Regions from separate parts of the Mus musculus genome. Here regions 1 and 2 are each linked to region 3. Evidence: chromatin loops called from intact Hi-C (ENCODE). Cell type or tissue: heart. All regions are shown on one strand.

Evidence for each region. A loop is a pair of places that touch in the nucleus more often than their neighbours do. Peaks named below come from ENCODE experiments on the same cell type or tissue, not always from the same donor. Only the 100,000 strongest peaks of a DNase experiment are listed, where the experiment ranks them.
Region 1: a loop joins it to region 3, with 2.7 times the contacts of the local background. A loop is called at or near these places in 3 of 42 quality-filtered maps.
Region 2: a loop joins it to region 3, with 2.2 times the contacts of the local background. A loop is called at or near these places in 2 of 42 quality-filtered maps.

Annotation. Positions count from the first base shown.
Region 1 is chr5:73,682,231-73,690,230 of GRCm38, forward strand. No RefSeq gene overlaps it. Among named protein-coding and RNA genes, the nearest start is that of Gm34902, 34 kb to the left of the region's middle. In heart, CTCF peaks have their summits at 1,959 (motif pointing right) and 4,144 (motif pointing right); a DNase peak (open chromatin) is centred at 6,481; H3K27ac peaks cover 1,389 bases.
Region 2 is chr5:74,429,445-74,437,444 of GRCm38, forward strand. The region is part of intron 4 of Scfd2 (Sec1 family domain containing 2); the gene reads right to left. Among named protein-coding and RNA genes, the nearest start is that of Scfd2, 98 kb to the right of the region's middle. In heart, a CTCF peak has its summit at 4,532 (motif pointing right); no DNase peak of the experiment used is centred here.
Region 3 is chr5:73,756,860-73,764,859 of GRCm38, forward strand. No RefSeq gene overlaps it. Among named protein-coding and RNA genes, the nearest start is that of Gm34960, 44 kb to the right of the region's middle. In heart, a CTCF peak has its summit at 4,982 (motif pointing right); a DNase peak (open chromatin) is centred at 5,122; H3K27ac peaks cover 259 bases; H3K27me3 peaks cover 508 bases.

The DNA.
Region 1 (8,000 bases), 75 kb before region 3:
CACATTCAAGTAAATACTGACTGCATCCTGTGGCAGGCTGACCTGGGATAGGTTCAGCTCCATGGGGAAGTATGGCTGCTGGCTGTACTTTCTTATTCGCTGCCCCTCTCGCCTGTTCAGGATCCCTCCTTGGAACCTGCTTAACTTTTCATTACTTACTTTACTGCAGTGGCTCCCACAATAGATAGGACCGGGACGTCTGCGGCTTCTGTAAGGGACTTCTTTGTTCAGTTGTGCTCTATAGTCTTGTTCCAATGTCTTTTGCTTTAGAGCAAGGACCTTCTCACTTCTTCTGCTTCTATTGGCACACACTGCTGGCTCTGTGTTTCTTGCTTTGTTTACAGGGAATACATGCATTTCTCAGATTTTGCAGTATATGATAGGTAGAGAAAGGGTTGGTTTTCATGGAGTTTAATGTCCAGTCTAGCTGTATTCCTTGGTGACTTTCTTGTCATAAAGAACAGATATGGACACATAAAAACATGGAGCTGATGAAAGTCAGGCTTGTGGCAGGAGGATTGCCAAAAGTTTAAGGCCAGCCTGGGCTAGTTTGTTCTGGTCAGCCTGAGCTATATAGGATGGCCTTGTTTCAACAAGCAGAAAGCAAAACACACAGTAAGGCCCAGTAATATAGCAAGGAAAATGTTACCTGCCAATTGAAGGATTCAAAAATATTATCAGTCAAGGATCTCTCGATTAAACAAGATGGGGCAGCTGGGAGACAGCTCCTGTGTACATGTAAAGATCTGAGTTTGGATCCTAGCACTTGTAAGACTGAGCATGGCAGTTCATCCCATGTCTCACTCCAGTGCTGGGAGGTTAGAGACAGGCCCACAACAGAAGCTTCTGGTCAGCCTGCCTAAGATAAACAGGTGAGCTCAGGTCAGCGGGGGTCGGGGGTGTGTCTCAAAAATAAGGTGGAGACAGATTGAGGAAGACATCCAGCCTCCACATTCAACTCATAGATACATGCACCCACATCCACATGCACACATCACACATCACACACACACACACACACACACACACACACAGAGTGGGGGTGGAGTGCTACGAAAGGGAAGGGTAGAATAGTATGGTCAAATATACCAGAGAATAGAACTCTATGCTAGAATCCTGACATTGCTAAGGAAGCCAGTCTAAGAAGGAAGACGAAGCTCAAAGGACACGCCTTGAACACGCCCCATTAGCTCAGCTGGGTGCTCCACCATTGGATGTTTAAGTTGCAGTAGGGCATTTGCTGACCGTTCTAATTTGTCTCTAGGCATGTCATACATCCATGCCATAGTGGGCAGAGTGATACTGAGATCACTCTGTAGGGCTGTAGAGTTGGTGGAAGATTTCTTAGTGGTATTGCTTTGACTCGTTTCATACATATAATTAAGGGTAGAGATGTTACAGAATCTTAAAGAATCTAGCATTTACAAAGTGCATTAGGTCATGGAACTACAAGCCCAGGAACCACATGAAAAAAAAAAAGATATTTAGAATGGCAGTTTAGCCTTAATCCACAAATGAGCAGAGGCCTTGAGAGTAAGATGGGAACCAGCTTTCCCATTTCAAATAAACTGTGAGTGGACAACTTCACATTTGAAAAGCTTCCCAGCAGGGGTTAGCACAACCAGACTTCCACATTGTCACCCACGATTCACTATCAAAGCTGGGCATCTGTTTCCTTCTACTGGGTGGCTGACAAGTGTGTATATTGCAGATTTAATTACAAATTGACTTATAGTGCTTTCAGAATTTTAGTAATGAAACGATGTGTTAAAACGTGCTGTAAAATGATCTAGAAAGGCGACCCAGTCATTGGACAATTGTCGAAGTACCTCGGTTGTCACACGATAAATCAGGTCCTTTAGTAACTCATTTCTTTTGTTGGAACATTGGGACCAAGGCATTTTATTCCCGTGATACTTCTGTCTCTTTAGATCAGGGAACAAGTTGTAGATTTTTGCCATAGACCAGTAGATGTCAGCATTGGTCCTGTCCTGTGGGTCATGAGTGTGAGGCAGGATGGAGCAAGTTCCCTTCATTATCATTCGAGAGGCTTTTGCTGTTGACACAGCATAGTGCACAACTTTCAGTTGTTGGAGATTCTGACAGAGCTAAGGGGTTGTGCATACTGAAGGGTGATGCTTGGGGGAAATTTGACTCCCACTGTGGGGCTCTGTGTGGTAGTGTCCTTAGGCCGGGCATGATTCAGTCCTGGTGGCTGCAGAAGAGACATATAAACACATATATTCAGCATTTTCTGCTGTGTGGAGCTCTGTGCTGTCTGTAGACTCTGTTAGCATCACTCTGTGTCCCAGCTATCCAGGACTTTAAGCTATAATAAAGCTTTTTTTTTTTTTGTAGTATAAATAATCTGCCTCTAGTATTTTATTACAGAAGTAAAGGATGTACAACCGGGTACCCAATAAAAGTTCCAAACTGGGAATCTCTTGTGTGTTTTATACATGCTTATCTTTGTTTTCTAAGATACAATATTACATAATATTGTATATTGTATTTGTATTATAAGATAAAATTGCCTCCATTTCCAATGCTGATACCAGAATGTATCCAGTGTGTATGTCTTTCTTTAAATCCCTTACCTTATATCTTTACATCTTCATTTCTAATTTCCTCTTGCTTCTCTTTGAATTTCTCCCTTTTCCTGGTTTCAGTTGTTCTCATCTCTTTGGCACCCATGCATTCCCTTACATATAAGCATCTAACCTCTAAGCGAAGTATGAGTGGATATGAAGACAGCAAATGACATTTCACATGAAGATTCACATATGCCCTGATTCATACAATGCATTCATTTTACTGAACTTTCAAATGATTTTGACTTTAAATAGTTAGGCTGTTAAAAACAATTAAAAAATAAATTAGATGTACAATAAATCTGAACTATGGTAAATCTTAGCTCAGTGAACTCAATGAGAATATTAGCTAGTATTTCCCAAATTGTTGACAAAAATACTTGGTATGCACATCAAAGATGCATCTGTGGGTTTCCTGTCAAGCCTAGTAATAGTCTCTGGGGCATTTGCATCAGCACAGAAAGGCAGGTTTGGAAATATTGGCCAAAGATCGGGCTTCATTAACCCTTGAACAGGATACCTGAGGCCTAATGCAATCCCTGGAACTTTCCCAACTGTGAATGCTGTGTGACCTACAGACTGCATGTGCTCAACTACTTGTTTCCATCCAGAAATATGCAAGCCATTGAAAATTGAGCATATTTAATCCTTATCTGCATGTGTACCTAGAACACATGGCAAGTCATTGGCCACACATCTAGATTGTCGATAAAAGAGGCTGGGGGAGAATGCTCATTTTATTTCCCATATATATGTCAATATTTTCTTGTCCTTAGTGTTGGATACATTTTGTTGTTGTTGAGAAAACTATACTTCTTTACTCCCTTACATCGCAGAGATCTGGGCTCAGCATGTGTGATTGAAAGCTGGGGTCATAGCTAGGATCGTGACTCCCCACGAGTACAGCTGGATAGTCGCCGTCACAGGCCAAGGGGAGTGAGGAGTTCCTGGATGACCTAGGCTTATTCCTCCATTGTCTCTAGAGGAAAATCCCAAAGGAGAGAAGGTGACATCAGACCCCCACGGGTGGCCCGCCATGACTGGAATTCCCACAGACACGCCATCGAACAGTTTGGACTTCTACTTTGAAAAAATATCAGTGATCCCAGAACTGCCAGAAATATACTTGCTTTGTTCCCCAATGAACAATGCAGCCCCCATCTTCACTTCTTTCAAAGCCCAATATAATTTGCCACCATCAAAGCAAAGTTAGATTCTAAAGAAAGAGTCACGTGTAACCCTCATTTGAGTGAGACAACTTTTGAGAGGCTTGGCTGGGTTACTAATTCTCTAAACAATGTTAGCTAGAAACAACAGCTCTTTTCAATGTTTGAATTCAACCTTTCTCTATTGACTATCGGGTGGTGAGAATGTAACAGGGATGGCATTGGATTTATCAAAGTCATAATACTTCCTGGTGTGACCTCCCCTTCCCTAAGTAGCTGCCACCACAGTTGGAAGAAGTCCAAGCAAGCAGCATTTCCCAGGGAAACTCAGGCCTGGGACCCAGAAGTTCCCTGGGAAATGTCTGAGAGAAGGCACTAGATGGCAATATTGCTTAGGAAATGAGACGAGCACACTTGCTGTTGGTAATGGTTCAAAAATAAAAAATATTAGTCCTCAGATAGTATCTACAACGTCATTCCTAGCTTAACTGGTCACTGTAAACTTGGAAAACATCTTGCATTGATAATGAATGGTCGGGATAAAAATATAGAGTGTCAGAAAATCTAAACAACTATGTCATAGCACCCCATAAAGGATGTATATGCTTATATGCTTTATCCTCTTAAGGCTCAAGAAGCAATTTCTTAAGCACAGGAGGTGAAGGTGGGAGTAATTCTTGTTTGGCTATCTATCTATCTATCTATCTATCTATCTATCTATCTATCTATCTATCTATCTATCTCATCTAGCATCTATCAATCATTTATCTATTATCTATCATTTATTAGTTTATCATTGGTCAATAGTCTATCATCTATTCATTAATCATATCTATCTATCCATCTATCAACCATGCCTGTCTATCAGTCTGTCAGTCTGTCTGTCTAATTGTTTATCTATCTGTCTATCTATCTATCTATCTATCTATCTATCTATCTATCTATCTACCTATCAACCTATCATCTATCTACTATCAATCATCTATCATTTATTATCTATTTTTCTATCATCTATCTATTATCTATTTGTCTATTATCTGTCATCATCTATCTATCTATCTATCTATCTATCTATCTATCTATCTATCTATCTTGGTATTTTAAAATTTCAATCTAACACCACCAACCTGGAGTTCTTACTGAGATGAATGCAATGAATGGCTTGGGATGTCAGCTTTTTCTCTTCTTGTCTGGCAGAGAACTTGGGCTGCATTCTCAGCGTTCACACCATGACCACCTTAACACCAGTTGCAGAGGATCTGATGCTCTCTTCTGTTCTCTAAAGGCATCTGCACATACATGGTGCACACACGCTCAGGAAGGCACATATACACACAAATAGATGTAGAGCTGGCTTACAGCAGCTATGGTTTTCTGCAAAAATATGCACAAGAGCAAGCCAGGCCACATCTAGCATTGATAGGGAGGGCTCATAGAGTTATCGACAGTTGACAGCTTCTAGTGGAGGGAAAATCCTTTTATTTTCAGGGGTGTGGCTCTGGTAGACTGATCACAATCCAGCGGATTGGCCCCATCACCGAGTTTATAAAGATATGAGCAACACAAACTATATTTGGTGGATTGTTTAAGAGGAAACAGGATATGACCTTGGGACAGAGTGTGGAGAAAATTGGGACTAGATCTGGAAGGAGTTAGGTGGATGAGCTAGGGTAAATATAATCAAAACACGTTGTTTGCTTGTACAAATTCTCAAAGTATTAATAAAAATATCTTCAAAAAAGAAGTCTTACTGCAATGGAGAAAGCAAAATGGTCCTCACCCGTCTGCTTAGGGACGCAGCTGATCTATACTGGGAATGAAGGTTCTTGCTGAGAAGAACCTACAACCAAACCATCAGAGCTGTAGTAACATTATTGCTTGAGACAGGCCATTCTGAGAACAGTGTACCCTGGAACTACGCAGCACCCAATGGCCTGCAGTGAATCTGGACAAGAGGAGGAGGCTTCAAGATTGATTTAAATGACATCTTTAAAGTTCTTGGTAAGCCTCATCTAAGAAGAGAACATGTGTGCTCCCCTCCCCCAGTTAGCCAAATTCTTCAATAGGATTCATTCTCACTCCTCCCTCTCCCCTCCCTCTCCCCTCCCTCTCCCCTTTCTCCCTCCCTCCCTCTCTCTCTTTTTCTCCCTCCCCCTCCCTACCTCCCTCTCTTTCTCCCTCCCTTCCTCTTCCTCCTCTCCTCCTACTTTCTTCTCTTCTGTCTCTCTCTCTTTTGGCTTCTTTAGGAAAAGTGTAAGGGATTAGCATTTGACTTCAAATGAGGTAATTCAAGCTCTTGCTTTAAATGCCAATAGCTCAGTATTAATGATGTTTTAACGCAGAATCAAGAAACAAGGGAATATGATGAGCTGTGGCAGTAGTTTAGGGGATTGTGGGAATGCATTTTCCATCCTCTGAATTATCAGGTTGTCTCCAAACGAGCTCAACTTGGCTGGTAGATACCTATTATGATTTGTGTCTGTTCATTAAATCCTGCTAGAAACAAAATTCAACCTAAGAAGTGAATTTTTTTTCTCATTCCAGATGAAATAACATGTATCTGTAACTTGTCTCTGTTGTGAAACCAAAGTGTGTGTGTGTGTGTGTGTGTGTGTGTGTGTGTGTGTGTGTGTGTGTGACTAGATCAGTTCCTGTACAGCTGTGGGTAGGCATGGATCCTGCCAGCCCACTACCACCTTGTTCCTGGAGGTGATTCAGGTCCTACCCTGATCATGGAGGTGAACTGTCAGTCTGACATTGCTGGCTGCTCTAAAAATAGTGTGCTTAATCTTTCAAGGGAGCAGTGAGTCAAACTGAAGGAATTCAGCAGCCAGAGGCTCTTTTTTGAGTAAAATATCTTCACTCACATTGAAAGAGAACATCTTGTATTGGAAAGACCGAAAGACAGATACTGACAGATAGTGGAGCCTGGCTAACTGCTGGACTAGCTCTACTGTACATTCTTTGGCTGAGTGTCCTGAAATGTGTATCCTTTTGACTATGTTGAAGAGATGCCTTAAGCAAAATTAACCCAACACTAGCACTCTACAGTCTGAGATTTTGTTTGGAGAGGTCCCACTAAGCCACCTCTCTGTTAAGATCCCCTTTCCCAGAGAATTAAATGCATTTAAATATAGCCATTAATTTCTAAATATGCCAATGTTGGCAGTAAAGCTGTGAGAAACAAAGAAGCCTTCCTTTTTCCTTTCCACAAACGTAGATTCATGCATAATACCAACTACTGAACCCTCAGCAAGCTTCTGTTTTGATTTTTAATGTTTGAAAATAGAGGCACTGGAGAGAGGGCTTAGCAATTAGGAGCACTGGCTGACCTTGCAAAGGATCTGGGTTCTATTCCCAGCATCCACGAGGTGGCCTACAACCGCCTTTAATTCCTCTTCCAGGGGGTCTGACGATTTCTTCTGGCTTCTATAGATACCAGGCATCCACTTGGTATACTTACACATAGATAAAAAAAAAAAAAGATAGAAGTAGTTTAGTAATTTTAGGGCAGGGTAAACATTAGAATTTTGTTGTATTCCCTCAAGCTCTTGGACAGAAAAACAAACCAGCCTGACTTATATAAACCAATTTCTGTTTTCTTCTCTGTCTGTCTGTCTGTCTCTCCCTGTCCCCTCTCTCTACTCTCCCACTTTGCTCTCTCCCTCTCTTTCTTTCCTTCTCTCTCCCTTCCTCTCCTTCCTTCCTTCCTCCCCCCCTCTCTCCCTCTCCCTCTCTCTCTCTCTCTCTCTCTCTCTCTCTCTCTCTCTCTCTCTCTTTCTTTCTTTCTTTCTTTCTTTCTTCCTTTCTTTCTTTCAATATAGAGGCTAAGTGACCCTGGGCACTGGCTGACTTGGAACTCATTATGTAAACTAGGCTGGCCTTAAACTCACAGATATCCACCTGTCTCTGCCTCCCAAGTGTATGATAAAGGCATATGACTGATGTGTGTGTGTCTGCACCTTAGGTTTTTTCCCGAAGTCTTTACACAAGAAATACATTCATGGGAACAGGGCATGACTCCATTCTGTCTGCTGAGCCCTTTATAACAAGCTGTCCACTTGTGCTCTCCTCACACCCTCTGTGGCTTTTCTCCAAGATCCCCCATAGGTGAGAGGCCCATTTCTTATTGTCAGAAACTCCAAACAATTGCCTTGAGTCTTGTGTTTTCTTTGTCCCCTTTAAATGTGCATGTGTAGACACAGTCAGCAGACACCAGGGTCAGCGATCTTGTTCCATTTTG
Region 2 (8,000 bases), 670 kb after region 3:
ACCATATAGGTTTCTTTTTTTTCTTTTTCTTTTTCTTTTTCTTTTCTTTTCTTTTCTTTTTTTTTTTTTTTTGAAAAATAGACATGGCCAGAAAAAAATCTATCTAGGAATGACAACAGTGTAAGAGATGAGCAAAAGTCAGTCTGCAAAGGAAACCAAGAGAAATGCTGGTGTTAAGATGCATGTGGTGAGCTGGGACAACCCCTGCTTCCAAAGAGAACCCACTGGGTTTCACTAAGAGCTTAACCAGCTTTAAGGTTCCAGATACTCAAGGCTGCTGTGTGCTTATTTGCTACAAGAAACAGGGTAAGATCACATCCTGGTAGCAAAACAAAAAGAAAAAATAATCTACGAAGCCCAAGAGGTGTTGTGGTCCTACATCCATCATTTAAATCTATGGAGCTCACTAACCTGGATTGAAGATTAATCAAAATCGTCTATAGGTCAATGTTCAGGGTTATTTGGTCATCAAGAAAAGCTTGCTTAATTAGCCATATAGATCATGAAAGATGTCTTTTCTGAAAACCCTCACCTTGCCCACAAAGGGAACTTTAGGTACTTTTGTGTTGCACTGGACTTAGATTCTTGGCTCTCCCTCTGCTCAAGGGAAAGAGACAAGTAAAGTAACTGCAGAGCAGGGCATCCCTGATGCCAGCACGGAGAGCCTGGGCATCCTCCCATCCCATTGAGGGGGCTTGAAATAAATATTCTTACAGAAGGAAAGGACTGAACACATACACGAAGACTCCTTTCTAATAGCATTAAGTAGCTCAGAGTGAAAATTAACTGCGCCACCCCCACGCAACCCCTTTCTTCTTGAGTGGGTTCCCACTTCACAGAAGAAACTGCCTTCGCCTGGCCATTGGTTTTGACTGCTTTTGGGAGCTCCTTATCAAGCCATTCAATAACATGTCATACTACTTCTTTTGCCTTTATCCTCTTTTCCTCTGTGAAAGGTAAGACTTAACTGTCTTACAAATACCCAGATATACACAACATTTATATCACAACTTTAATCTGACTTTTGACAGATTTTAAACACTCGATTGCAGCTACACCTTCATTTTTTCTTTGATCAACTCCAAAGCACGCCTCTTGTCTCCCAGGTGTAGAGAATGCTGCCCTTTCTCTTCCTCTTTCCCCCTCAGAACTGTCACTACTAGGTCTGCTTATGCCTTTGGAATTTTTGTTGTTGTTCTGTTCAGTCCTTGCCTCAATTATGTAAGCAAAGAAGAATTCACTACTATCAATCACAATCTCTTCAGACCTTATAAATACACAAGTTACTGCTATTGGTACATTGTTGCTTGCTTTAGGAGACTATTATTCATTATAAAATCCATGATAATGTCATATATTTTCCTTCTGCCATACATAAATGGGCATGGGTCAAAGTTTTGAAATTACTAAATTTTACTCAACCAAAGAAGTGGTGGTAATAAGCAGTTAAAACATTGTTGCCTTCAGCACAAGTTCCGTTTATATTCAAAACTGTGGCCTTTCATAGTTGAAATCCATAATGGCAGTACTGGAAAATACCAGGAGTATCAAAAAGACTTAGGGTGTTTCAGTCCCATGAAGGGACAGATAATAAACTACCTTCAGATGACAAGACCCAGCCATATTCTTAAGCCTTCCAGACAGAAGGTTGTGGGTTACATCCCCACCTGAATGACCTGTACACAAAGAGCCTTGAATCCATCTGCTCAGAGCAAGAGTTCATCTCATGTTCAGGACCTCTCATCTGTGCACAGAGGCTCTGGGTGCAGAGAGAGCTGCTGAGGAGAAGTCCATGGACCTCACTGGAGCAGGTTAGACACTCATGGGATGCAATGGAGCAGGGTAGACACTCATGGGATGCAATGGAGCAGGGTAGACACTCATGGGATGCAATGGAGCAAGGTAGATACTCATGGGATACAATGGAGCAGGGTAGACACTCATGGGATGCAATGGAGCAGGGTAGACACTCATGGGGTGCAATGGAGCAGGTTAGACACTCATGGGATGCAGTGGAGCAGGTTAGACACTCATGGGGTGCAATGGAGCAGGTTAGACACTCATGGGATACAATGGAGCAGGTTAGACACTCATGGGGTGGAATGGAGCAGGTTAGACACTCATGGGATTACAGGTTGTGCTTTACAAGATTCCAAATGGCTTTTAAGGTGAAGAGCTCAACATGGATTGTGTGGTGCTTAAGCAGGTAACGAGCATAGGCTTGGGAGCCAGAAGAGCTGGTCACAGCAGTCACTGCCACTCACAGTGGCTGAGCGCGTCCCAAACTCAGAATCTCAGCTTCTTCATTTCAAAACTGGAGTTGCTGCACAGTAAAGACATATATACATAAGACACTAAGTCTGGTACATAGCATATGTAAGCCTTGATACATGAGGTCCATAATATGATCAAAATATACTGCACAGGTATATGAAATTCTCAAAAATAATGAGAATGTTATAATAAAAATAATTTTAAAAATTTAAAATAATACCCAGTAAAATTATCACTAGTATTAGTCGTGTGATACTGCTCAGAACCTCCCTTTGAGTCCACCTGTTCTCTGATGTGACACATGATCAGATTTTTCATTTCTGCTCACCAGCTGAAATTAGAGGAGTGGCTTTTCTTGCTATCAAAGAAAACAGACCTGATGGACAAAGAAAACATGGGGACCTTTCTATGGGTGTGCTGCATACGACATTCAACTCCACTCTCTTCTTGAGGATCCTGGCTTCATGTTTTATCAGTCACAACCTTTCATTGTGTTCCTTCTTACAGCAGCCCCTATTTTAAAGGTGCTTTCCAAATAACCTTATGTTTGGACTGAGTTAAAAATGCTAAAAACAGATGTGCTCGCTATCTTCCAGGAATGCTGCAGAGATCCTAAGGAGAGTGGACTCAGCACCACCTGGATTGGACCCACAAGACAGTAGCTACTATTAACAAGCCCAAAAGAAAAGAGAGAATTTGATTTTAGTGCCCTGTTAGAGATATTTGGGCAAAAGAAAGTGTATTTATGTGGAAAGTTTCAAGACATTACAAATGAGATAAAGCTAAATGAGAAGAACACAGACGTGCAGCCCATAGACCTCAGCTCGCCATATGTGAAGTATCAAATAAATAGCTTTTCTAATCTCAAATGTTAATCTCTCCTTTCAGCCTTCCTCATTTTATGGGACCAAATATTTCAAGCCTCATCTGGGTTCTATTACAATCTCAAAGACAACACGATATCTAGGAAAGAGTTTATATGTAAAAATCACTTAAACTCAGGCAGTGGTATAAACTGAAGTCCAGACTCCATTACCCCTAGATTTCATGTAATTATATTCCTTTTTCTTTAACTCCAAAATGATAATTTTCTCCTTTGGCACAGAGTCTCTTTGGCTCCAGGTTTGATGCCAATGCAGTCTTACTGTGAAAACAAATTAGAAGTAGGTGGTCTGGTTAGTCTTCACAATGCTCCATTTTAATCAGGCAGAGCAGTGGAGAGGACGGCTGTGGAAACGCTGGCGGGTCTTCAAACAACAGTGCACGCTGTCCATTTTACTCACAATGAAAAAGCTCTTCGGGAGATTTCGATAACGGTTCCCCTCCTACTCGGAGTCCACATTTGTAATGTTTATATAAGTGGGGCTATAAATCTTTCTCCAATAGACCCCATGGTTTCTGAGGCAGACTTCTTGTTATAAACTGCCTGTTTCCGGTTTGCCTGCCTAAGCAAGGCAGGCAAAGCCAGTTCGCCAGAGACTGGAACTAATTTAATGTGCTCCAGGTTTAAGCCCCTAGCCTGTGTGCCTTTACAGGGAGATTTTACACAGCGGATTACAGCTGACTTTAACAATGATTCATATGATAAGTGGCTTTCGATTTGTTTTTTAATGTCCGAAAGTATGCATTTGCAAAGGACATGTCATCAAAATAATGTTGTTAAAGTAATACCCTTAGAAAGGGAAAAGAAGGAATTCAACTTTTCATCAAAATGAAAAAGTTTAAATGTTATCCGTGCCAAAGACTCTTGCACATGAATTTAAGGGTTCTATTACACAAAATAAGACAAAGTTGTTTATAGACAGTTAAGCCTGGATGAGCTCCAAGATGTGATTGGTTAAATTGATACATTTTACCTCAAGGTTTGGTCCTGTTATTAAAAATACTGAAGCTATCATGAAAATGGACAAAAGCCCTATTCTTTCCAGCCTCAAAGAGATCCTGTGCGTTTTTTTTCAAAGATGCACCATTCCTTGAGACAAGCGCTAACTGAAACAGAAGCACATTCACAAACCTCCACTACCATCCATCAGGGGAAAAACAAAAACGTGTCATCTGTTACCTCAGCAACGCCCCGTAAGAAAGTAAACGGCACCACAGAAGCGAGGAGTCTACTAATCCTCTGAGTGTCTGTGCTGAGTACTCTCTACAACACCTTTTTAAAATACCAAATGTAAGAAGATAGGTTTGTCCCAAGCTGTTGATTTCTTCCAATTTTTTTCTTTTGAGATTCCTTCAAAGGGCAGGGCAAAGACATACAGTAGGGGGCAGTGTTGCACCACCGTGCTCTCACTTGGAAAGAATCAAGGCCAGACCGAAGGAAACCCAGCCATTATTCTTCATTTAGACTTATTACCCTAATTATTACAAAATTTCAGAGTTTTTCCTTGTAGCATAACCTGCTTTTTCACCACCTACATACCTACATACCATATTAAGATGTTTTAAGTGATACAAAAACAAATGTTTTTAATAACAAAACCAAATCCACCCAAATATCCGAGACATGGCTGATTGCTGTTTAGCCGTTGATGGAGAACTATTTGTTCAATGTCATATTTTAAAAGCACGAAGACTTCTCCAACTGCAAATATCCAGATGTTCTTTATTGTAAATATAATATCACATTGGGAGATGGCTAAAAAAAAAAAATGAATGAACCTTGGTCTAAAATGAAATGCAGAGTTGGTTTATAAAATACAAGTCAATGTGACCCATGCTAATTAGATAATTTTAAAAATATGGGGTAAGAAAATATTTACAAGTACAAAATGTCTTCATATCTTCCAGAAATAAACTCTTTTGTTCCATCTGCTGGGCTGGCTCTCGGAAGGAGGAAACTGACACCTGGGCTGCATGCTTGCTCCCCAGCACTTACGCTGCTTTGGAGTTCTGAGTGGGTGCGCGGAGAGGCTAAACCTTTCCCAGGTCCCAAGAATAAAACTTGCCCATCTATCGAAGTAATTTTATCTACCATACATAGTGGAAATCCAAGTGTATATTTCAAGGTTAGTAAACAAAATAACAATTCACTATTTGACTTCAAAAAAAGAAAAAAAGACAAGGAGCCTGAAAGATGGCTCAGAAGTTAAGAGTACTTACTGCTCTTGCAGAGGACCTGAGTTCATTTCCTTGCATCCACATTAGACATCTCACAACCACCTGTAACTCTAGTTTCAGGGGTGGGTCTGATGCCCTCTTCTGAACTTTGCAGGCAACTGCAACCATGTGGTACACATAAACTCATACAGACTACACACATACAGACAGAGACTGTTTTTTAGTAAATAATTAAAATAGAATCAAAACTCCCACAGTCTTAGTAAGTGATTATTTCTCTTTGTCTTCAATTTCAACTTGGTTTTTTTTTCACTTGTGTTAAGAAAGGTTAAATTTAAACAAAAATAAACTTTTACAATTTCATAATTACACTGGAAAAAATATTAAAATCATGTCTCTAGAGATATACAAATTAATGGTTTAAAATTTACAAAGGGACTCTAAGAATACAAAATATTTTTTGAAATTCCATAAGCCAGCAAGAATCCATAGGCTTACATTTAAATGTAATAGATTTTAGGTTTTAGTACTTTGTTATATTATGGTTCATTGTATTCCTGAGAATGTACTTTTTTTACACTCTCCAGGAGTGTGTGTGTGTGTGTGTGTGTGTGTGTGTGTGTGTGCACAGTATGCACTTAGTGCTTCTATGAGACTCCCCCCTCCCCAATATGTGCTGTACCTTTCCAGCAAAGCTTTTGCAGTGGGGAGAGGCTCCTTTTCAAGACTTAACAGAAACACTGCCCCTATAATTACAACTAAATTTCCTTCAAATTGAGCTAAACATTTGAGCTGCCAGATGGGACATAATTCTTCATAATTATTGCAGAAAGAGGGCCTGTGACAGTTGCAACAGAGTAATTGGCTAATGGAAGAGCAGCAGGTATGCATTTTCCCCAAACATCTGTTTGAAACTCTGGGTCATTTGAAGAGTACCTAAAAGTCCCATCTTCTAATTAGCTTCTCACCAAGCCAAATCCCATTGCCAAGGCTGTTTGAGTTGGGTGAGGGTCAAGGTTCTTCTGTAGTCAGGCTGATGAAAGCACTGCACCCCTCCAAAAGCATGCACTTATTTCATCTCACAGTGTCGCTCTGAGATGGAAGAGGAAGAAGCATTTTCTCCTAAGAGGAATGTATTTTCTTCATTATTTCATCCATTTCTCTGTCAAAAGAATCTTTGCATACCACATAACTGCTTATTTCTCATCTCTCTTCCTTTTATACATCTTATGATGAACAAGGAGATGACTAGAAACAACAAGGTATGAACTTGGCACTGTGAGATATAATAAGAAATATATTTTGGTTTTGTCCCTGATTCCTAACACAGAGCTCCTAGAATCCCTTAGGATTTCATGAACTAGGTTGTCTTCAGGGGCAAGAGCAATGGCTTAGTGATAACCAGCACTTGTTGCCCTTGCTTGCAGAGGCTCTAGGTTCAATTCCCAGCACCCACATGGCAGCCAACAACCACCTGTAATTCTAACTGCAGAAGATCTGATGCCCTCTTCAGACCTTCATGGGTACCAGGCTCACAAATGCCGTATATACATACATACATACAAGCAAAACATTGATACACAAAATAAATAAGCCTTAATGTTTTACAAGTGTGTTCAGTTAGTCCAACAAGCCCCACTTAAACACATATAAGCTTATACTAATGAAGGACCTACTGAAGGACCCCAAGTGATATCATGATGAGGTTGACCAGCAGAAAGTCCTAGATCTCTCCATCCACCAATCTATGGGAACATGTGGAGTTGGAAGCTGGGCTCTCCAGAAGATCTTGAACAAAATGTGACCTTGTGGCTGGAACACAGGAACTTTCTGGGGCAGGTGACTACTGGGAGAGGGCATGGAAATTTTACCCTTTGCCTTCATTTCTCTTGAGTTGAATTCTTTATAACAATTAATAAGCATACACATTTTCTTGTCTTCTAAGATTTATACCAACACATTATTGAACATAAAGACAGTGCTCTGGGTAACCGTTACTTTATGTGCACCCTCTGGGCTTATAACAGGCATCTGAAAGGGGGCGGTTCTGCAGGCTAAGCCCTTGTAAACTGTTAGATCAGACACCAATGCCAACTAGAAACAGCAATTGGTATCCAGAGAACTGAAGACTAGTCTGGTGTGAGAAAATATCCCCAAAATACTGTTCCCGAAGACCCATGGCCTGAAGCCAGACTGTCTCCCAATTGTCGGTGACAGGATATCTGAACAGATTAATCACTTTGGCTGTCACACCAAAATACTGTAGATCTGGTGGCTTTAACAACTCAAACTATATTCCCTCACATTTCTAGGGACAGAAAATGTAGATTGGATTTCCAGTATCGTCAGGTCTGAGAGCGTGTGCATGTAGGAGACTGCTTCCCATGTCCCCACATGGAGAAGAAAGGGAGAACTGCTACCTCTTTGGATAGGAGCACTAATCTTGTCACAGAAAGAATCTCATGCCTGTCGCAACTTCATCTAAACCTAATGACCTCTCAAAGGCCCATGTCATCATAAGACCTTACCATAGCAGATTTGGTGGGACACAGGTCATACCACAGCACTACTGGACAAAACAACAACAACATTTGCTCATGGTGAAGGGTAAGCCTCCCTCCTGGGGATGAATGCTTTACTCCAGAGGATTAGGAAGTGGATGAACA
Region 3 (8,000 bases):
TTGTAGAGTCGTCTTCTCTCTATGTGACCTTCAAAACTGCATACAGAAGTTCAGAAACAGGAATCATTTGGAGCCAAGAGTTTGGGGAAAGAGGTAACAGATGATAATAACAGCCACAGGGATTAGGGGACAGTCACAATTGATACTGTGCTGTTAACTGGTACTCAGGCTATGGAGCCAGATGGCTGTAACTCTGACCTCCATCTCTTCTATTTACTAAGCCCATCCCATTAGATATGTTATCCAGCTCTGATTCTTCATCTGCAAGACTGGAGTAACGATGGTGTCTGCCTTTAACAAACGTTGAAGTTTGTAAAGCACTTAGGACGATACCTAACACGTGGCCGGTGCTGTGAGCTTGCGCCTTAAATAATCTGAGTAACATGTGCTGGCAAGGAGGGAAAGGTGTTGAAGTATGTTGAAGAATACTCTACCAACAAATGATTTGAAGACGGAGGAGGCAAGGCAGTCCAAGAGCAAGTCCGTAGCCAGGATCTCTAAACAGGAAGCTCCAGGGAGTAGATGACAGTGACAGCACTAGAGGGAAGAAGATCTTTCAGGTCTTTCAAAGAAAAAAAAAACGGTCAAAAATGTGATATATTGGTCTGGGGATATGATCTTGGAAATAAATGATTTTAAGCATGTGGCCTCGAGGGATTACCAAGATGCTGCTGCTGCTGCTGCTGTCGACAATGTGGAAGGAGTGGCATGTTACTGCAGGAAAGACCGGAAATTTGGGCCAAATCAGCATGGAGCAAACAAATGAACCATGAGAGTCAAGTTTACCATGGCCATGCACGTGACAGATGGGCTGCAGCTGAATCAACTGCCGTCTTTCTTTGGGATGGCTAAGGGGTCTGTGCCACATGGTCTAGTGGTTTTGTCACCTACACACACACACACACACACACACACACACACACCGTTTAGATTAGGTTTGTTATTGAGGTCTCATTTCATCCTAAAGACATGTTGTATATGAATAATTTGAGAGTAAGTATGTGTGTGTATAACATATACATATCTCATATTGTATATGGTGTGTATATAATAGACACGACCTATACAAACTTTAAATCCTATGCTTTTCTACCCGAAAATAAGACCTTGCTGAAAGATACAATGGTTTTATATTTATTTCTCATATTAACATCACAAGGGAATCATTTTAGCCCCAACGCACATATCAGTGGTTGCCAATGATGGTTCTAAGTAAGCTCTTTCCCTGTGCACACTGATCCAGTGACCACAGCCCTGTGTGAACTGAACATTATTATTCACATGTTAAAGAAAAAGAATGGAGACAAGAGAGGCTCCAGAAGAATCCTGAGAGAAGGAATTGTGTGTGGGTTATCAATGGAGGGTTGGGAGGTGGCAGGAAAGCAGGACAACCGGATAGAGGTGGAGGAGGCTAAGGACGGCAGTGGGGACAGCCTGTCAGAAGGGAGCCTTAGTGTAATCAACCCCACAGTAGAGTTCTGGAGTAAATCATCTCTCAAAGTCACCCAAAACCTTTTCACATTCCTACCCCTGAAAAGCCACCACTCAAGGGCTGTCTGCCTCAGGAGGATAGGTTTTGGGGGTCTGCATTAGTCAACAAAGTGGTCTAAGGCTGTCCTCCCCAGAAGAGTTGCAAATACTACGGTTAGATGATAAAGCAAGGCAAAGGCGGGAGCGGGTTCTGAGCAAGTGCTTGAGAAGAATTCGGGGTGAAGAGGATCTAGGAGAAGGGGTGTTGTTAGCTTCTCCAAAATTCAGGGTCCTGGCTGTACCTGTCACTCACTTGTACGTGACCAACCAAACAGAAAGATTGTGGTTCTTGCTGGTGTTTCGATTTGTTCATCTGACTCATCTTTGTATAAGCGAACTGGAAAAGATATGTAAATCTGTGCACTCCCATGCACATAAGCACATATATCCATCACCAAGAAATGCAAAGTTGACTTGCAACTCAGATGTTCTGAGTCAGGCACACTAAACCTAAACTCTGGAGTTGAATGCAGCTTGCAGAGGCCCCATTCAGCTCTGCGTTTTTTGGAAGGCTGAGTTAATTGCCTTTATTTTGAGTGTGGGGAGATTTCAGTCTCCAATTTCGGATGCCTACCTCCATTTCTATCTCATACAGTTGGCTGGGATGATGGGAGATGGATCTCTTCAGAATGCTGCCATGTGCTTCATCACCCCCACTGTCACTCAGCTATTCTTACCAGTTCTTCAGCCATATGAGAGAGTTTACAATCCCTTGCTCACCTCTTTTCTCTTCTTTCCTGAGACTGATGACCTCTGCCCGATGGTCAATGATGGCCCGGGAAAGTAGAGCTGCTACCCTGTTCCTACTGATGCTGTTAGAATGTTTATTTACAAGCACAGAGCACTAACGTTCCTCAAACAGACAATTTGTAGATGTCCTTTTCTATTGTTTTTCTTGCTCAAAGAAAGATGCCCTAATACACTCCCCAGAAGCTTCTAGTTAGCATCTTTCTTTTGACAAGATATAACATGATATGAAAATAAACCCTAGGTTGGATAGGAGTTCAGTAAATTACAGCAATTTTCTGGTTGAACAAATAGTTACATTTTTTTCCAGTAAGTTGTCATGATTTCCCTGTTATAAAGCTTTTTCTTGCTATTAAGAATCCAATAAAATACATGTCAACATTGAATTCAACAAATATTGAAACTTAGTGCCCAGGGAAGTGAACATTTACTCATTTCCCTCTGATTTGGGATTTTCTGGAATCATTTTTTGGAGCTGTTTTGGGGGTTTTGGGTTTTGTTTTTTTTTTTGTTTTTTGTTTTTTTTTTTTTGGTTGATGATGTTCCAGTGAACTCAGCACAAATGCATCTGACTTTCAAATGAGTGATTTAAAACAACTTTAATAATAGAGAGTTTAATGCTGATTATGGGTCAGAGGAAGAATAAGTCTTACTGTCTTTGCTCTTTAAGCTACAGTTTAAAAATCTGAGATGGTGTCTTTACCATACATAGTTTCTGATAGTAAACGAGCTCTTAGAAAACCCACAAGATAAACCAACATTGCCCCTGACAAGCAAAGAAGATAGAGTTTATCCTAAACATTCTGTTCTATTAAAAATTAGTTTTTGCTGCTTGATATTAAATTTTACGCAAAATAAAGTGATTTTATAACACCTCAGCTAAGAATCTAAACTTTTAAAAGTCATTTGAAAGGGTAAGAAATGGGTCAGAACTCTGCCATGGGGTGAACAGCTGTCCTCAGATAAAGTCCTCAGAGACCTGAGGGCAAGCAGATGACTCTTGCCAAGGTCTTCATTCTGCCACTAGGTGAATACATATCAGCTGATGGCTGCCATCCGGGAAAGGTACAGGGGATAGCGGTGGGCTCCAAGACACCCTTTTGCATGTTTGTTTTCAGTTATCTACGTCTGTCTCTATCTATGTTTGTCTGTCTCCATGTCTGTCTGTTTCTATGCCTGTCTGTCTCTCTGTTTGTCTGTCTCTATGTCTCTCTGTTTCTACCTATGTCTGTCTTTACCTATGCCTGTCTCTGTCTCTGTCTGTCTCTATGTCTGTCTGCCTCTATCTATGCCTGTCTCTATCTATGCCTGCCTCTATCTATGTCTGTCTCTAGCTGTGCCATCTTTATCACCAACATCATCTATCTGTTCACTTAGCTACAGGTCAGACTCCTCCCCTCCCTTCCTCTCTCCTTCTCTCCCTTTGTGTGCCTGTGTGATTAGCTTAGGACTTTGTTGCCTGGGACTTTTTAAATTCTTCCTGAGTTTACAGTTTTCCCCCTCTTGTATTCATTTCCAACTATGTTTGAACTCCCTGGAGAACTAGCTGTTTTAAATTTGTGGTTTTAGAGGCCAGGTTAGGAACTTATCCAAAGAGGAGACTCAGCCCCAGTTTCCATAAGGCTACCTCTTCATGGGTGAGAAAAAAAAAGACCTCATAGCCACCAAGCAGGATGTCTTTCTTTGAAGCTGGAGTTGGGTGAGCAGCTGAGTTCACCCAACTAGATGTAGACTAGAGGGAAATGATCACAGTTCAGCTTGGTTCTACCCTTATTAGGTGTTAGGTCTCTCTCCCTCTCTCCCTCTCTCTCCCTCTCTCCCTCTCTCCCTCTCTCCCTCTCTCCCTCTCTCCCTCTCTCCCTCTCTCTCCCTCTCTCTCCCTCTCTCCCTCTCTCCCTCTCTCCCTCTCTCTCCCTCTCTCTCCCTCTCTCCCTCTCTCCCTCTCTCTCTCCCTCTCTCCCTCTCTCCCTCTCTCCCTCTCTCCCTCTCTCCCTCTCCCTTTCCCTCTCCTCCTCTCTCCCTCTAGCCCCCTTCTGCCACATACACACATACACATACCACAACACACACACACTCATACATACCACACAGAAACACACACACAGGATCATATATTTGAGTACTTGGTTCACACACACAAATACAAACACACACACACACACACACACACACACACACACACACACACACACACACACAGGATCATAGATTTGAATACCCAGCTAGCTGTGCTATTTTAGGAGATTTGGGGACTTTTAAGAGGCAGGGCCTTGTTGGAGGAAGTGGACACAGTGGGGGAGCCCTATGGCATAAGCTTGTAGTTATGACTGAATCTCTTCTGTGTCCTAGACTGCTCAGGTGATGTCACCAGCAGCCCATGCTCCCACTGCCCCAACCGCAGGCTGTGACACTGCCATACCTTTCATATCACATGAGCAAAAAAAAAAAAAAAAAAATCCTTCTTTCTTCAAGTGGTCTCTTCTAGCACTTCTTATACATCATTTTGAGAATCACAACATTTCTTTCTCCAATCCTCAGTTTCCCCCTGTATGAAACACAATGGATGAGTTTCTCTGACGTCCTCTTAGGGTAATGATGCAAAAGTGAATGAGATACCGCATAGGGTTTTCCATGCTGTGGTTTCTCTCCCTCGCATCCATCCCTAAGCCTGAGATGCTTCGTTTCAGCGAGGCTCCATGGGTTTGTGCACTAGATGTCAGCAGAGCTCCACCGTTCAATTGGCCCTGCGTTGGAGGGGGGGGGGTGTTCTATTCATGGAAAACACTTCCCAAATGTTCTCATTGTGCTTTGCTGAGCCTGCAGTCCTGTCTCTGCCCTGCACCCACCCCACCCATCTGGCTAGAATTCCCTGTCAGCACAACTGGCCACTGTGTTGAAGCTTCCCACTCAGGGTTTCTGGAGAAATTCCTCTAGTATTCTTATTCTCCAAGCATTCGTTCAGAAAGCATGAAACCCAAGAGGGGATTAAAAAAATTTTTTTAATGCAGGGCAACATCACAAAGGATACTTGCTGCAGACAAAGTCAATGCTGTTCCAATTAAGCGTTTCTGTGCTCCATCCTTCTTCAGTGTCCAGTTGTCACAGCCACGTTTCAAGGTTCCTCTCTGGTAACAATTGGAGCTTGAAGCAGAAACTCAAGAGCTGGCTTTGTGTGTCCCAGAAGCACTCACTCATCAAGCAAAACTTCTTCTACAGCTGTGGTTCTCAACCTTCCTAACGCGGTGACCCTTTAATATACTTCATGTTGTGGTGACCCCAGCCTTAACATTATTTTCCTTGCTACTTTATGACTGTAATTTTACTACTGTTATGAATTGTAATGTAAATATGCAGTGTATCTGACATGTGACCCCCCCAAAGGGGCCATGACCCACAGGTTGAGAATCAGTGGTCTACTGAGAAGAAGAAATATCTTAGACCCTTGGGTGGTCTTGCTTAAGCACATGGGCTTTAGAGCTATGTCCTTCTTTTGGAAAAAAAAAAAAAAACTATGTCTTTCCTTGCTAAAGGTTTGGCCTCCTGCTGGGTGGGATGTGGGTTGGAGGCTGCTGGGTTAAAACAGGACCATGTTTTGGCTTCTTCAGCCCTGGCAATCTTGCTGATATCATTGTTGCTCCTTACACTGGCAGCAACATCATTTCCCTGCATGCTGACAAAGTGCAAGATGCGTTTAGAATTTGCTTTCCTTCGGAGAATGAAGGGTATTCAGCATTCAGTGTCTGACATTGCCTGAGATTGCCACTTCACATATATAACATGGAGACCACAAAGGCACACTGCTACGCACAGGCTACACAAGCTTTCTCTTTCCGAAGGTTGCTCTTCTCACATGAGACGGTCCCACCGGTTTATTTTCTATTCCATTTAATTTTCTTGTAGAAGCTTGAGAAGGATTTCATCGTATTTTTATTGAGCACCTATTATGAAATAGGCCCTGAGCTAGTTGCTGAAGACAGCCCCGCCCCCTCCAAGTCTCTGGTTGGCAGGTACGTGAATATCAGGTATCTCTGGTGACTAGCTGGAGACCTGGGATGGGAGAGGATATGGGGAGTCTATTGAGGTGACCCTCACTTCAATTCCTACCAGAGGGGGCCATAGAGACTGATATTGGCGCTTTAACTGAAACATGAACCAGCATTGATTAGCTTGAGAAGGAAGGAGTTCATTTAAGACAAAGACCCCATGACAGGAGGGCACACAACATGGTGATACATACATTTAACCCCAGCACTCAGAAGGAAGGTCTCTGGGAGTTCCAGGCCAGCTTGTTCTACATATTGAGTGCCAGGGTAGCCAGGCTATATTGGGCTATATAGTGAAGCTACTTTGTCTCAAACACACACACACACACACACACACACACACACACACACCCCAGTGCATGCATGTGTGTGCGTGTATGTGTGCTTGTGTGTGTATGTGTGTGGTGGTGGCTCAGACAATGAGACAGTGATCTACCAAACAATAGACACCACAGTAGAGGATCCAGCATGTGAGCCAGCTAATGAGTTCAGAGTTAGAAAGGTGGAGAGTTCCATTTTACATTAGGTTTGATAAGTTTCTCTGGGGACATCCAAGAAGACATGTTAACCAGAAGAGGGGTGACAGTGTAACATGTCTGGGCTTGAGTTATAAATACACAAGTGTTTCACAGACAAAAACCGAAACCATGATTGAAATCTGTAAACTAGATTGTGCAGAGGAGAGACTTACGGTTTCATGTAAAAGTATCTGGAATCAGATAAAAACCTAGAAATGAATACATCCAGGCCAAGCTCTGACCTAAGCTGGCGGGCCTGGGCCCTGCATACTGACAGGTGTACAGAATCTAATGAGCCACACGGTTTGATGGGCCACAGAGGGGATCCCATAAATCTAGATCTGACTGGAGCTGAGAATCCAAATCTCCCCCCTCATACTTGGACAAGGAGAATATTTTATGCTATTTTTACTTAATAAGGCACTTTTGCCAAGTCTATATTTTAAAATCATTCTTTATGGTATCCATTCATACATTAAAAAAATAGAAGCATTGCTGTAATTTTTATTGATCATAAATTAATCTTGGGATTAAAAGGTGTTTGACTCTGTTGGTCTTCCTGTGGAGTTCCTATCCCCTTAGGGGCCACAATCCTTCCTCCTATTCTTCCATAAGAGTCCCCAGGCTCCACCCACTGTTTGGCTGTGGGTATCTGCTCTGGTTGAGTCCGCTGCTGGGTGGAGCCTCTCAGAGAGCAGCCATGCTAGACTCCTGTTTGCAAGCACAACAGAGTATCAATAATACTGTAAGGGATTGATTAGTTCAGCTTGGTACTCATGTAGGTCCCAAGCAACTAGAGTGGGGGCTACCCCAAAAGCTGGTGCCTGTAGGTAGGATATGTTCTTCTATAGGGCTGCTTTGTCTGGCCTCAGTGGGAAAGGATACACCTAGCCTCACAGAGACTTAATGTGCCAGGGTGGGAGGATACTCAGGGGGACCCTACCTGCTCAGAAGAGAAGGGGATGGGGATGGGGGAAGGGTTATGGGAGGGGGTAGCCAAGAGGGGAGCAGTGAGCAGGATGTAAAGTCAATAAGTAAAAAAAAAATAATAAAGAAAAAATAAAAATAAATATAATTATACATTTGGTTTACTCTAGGCAGTTGACCAGGCTTTTAAAATTACAATTATATTCACAGCTCACATCAACTGGGGTGTTACTGT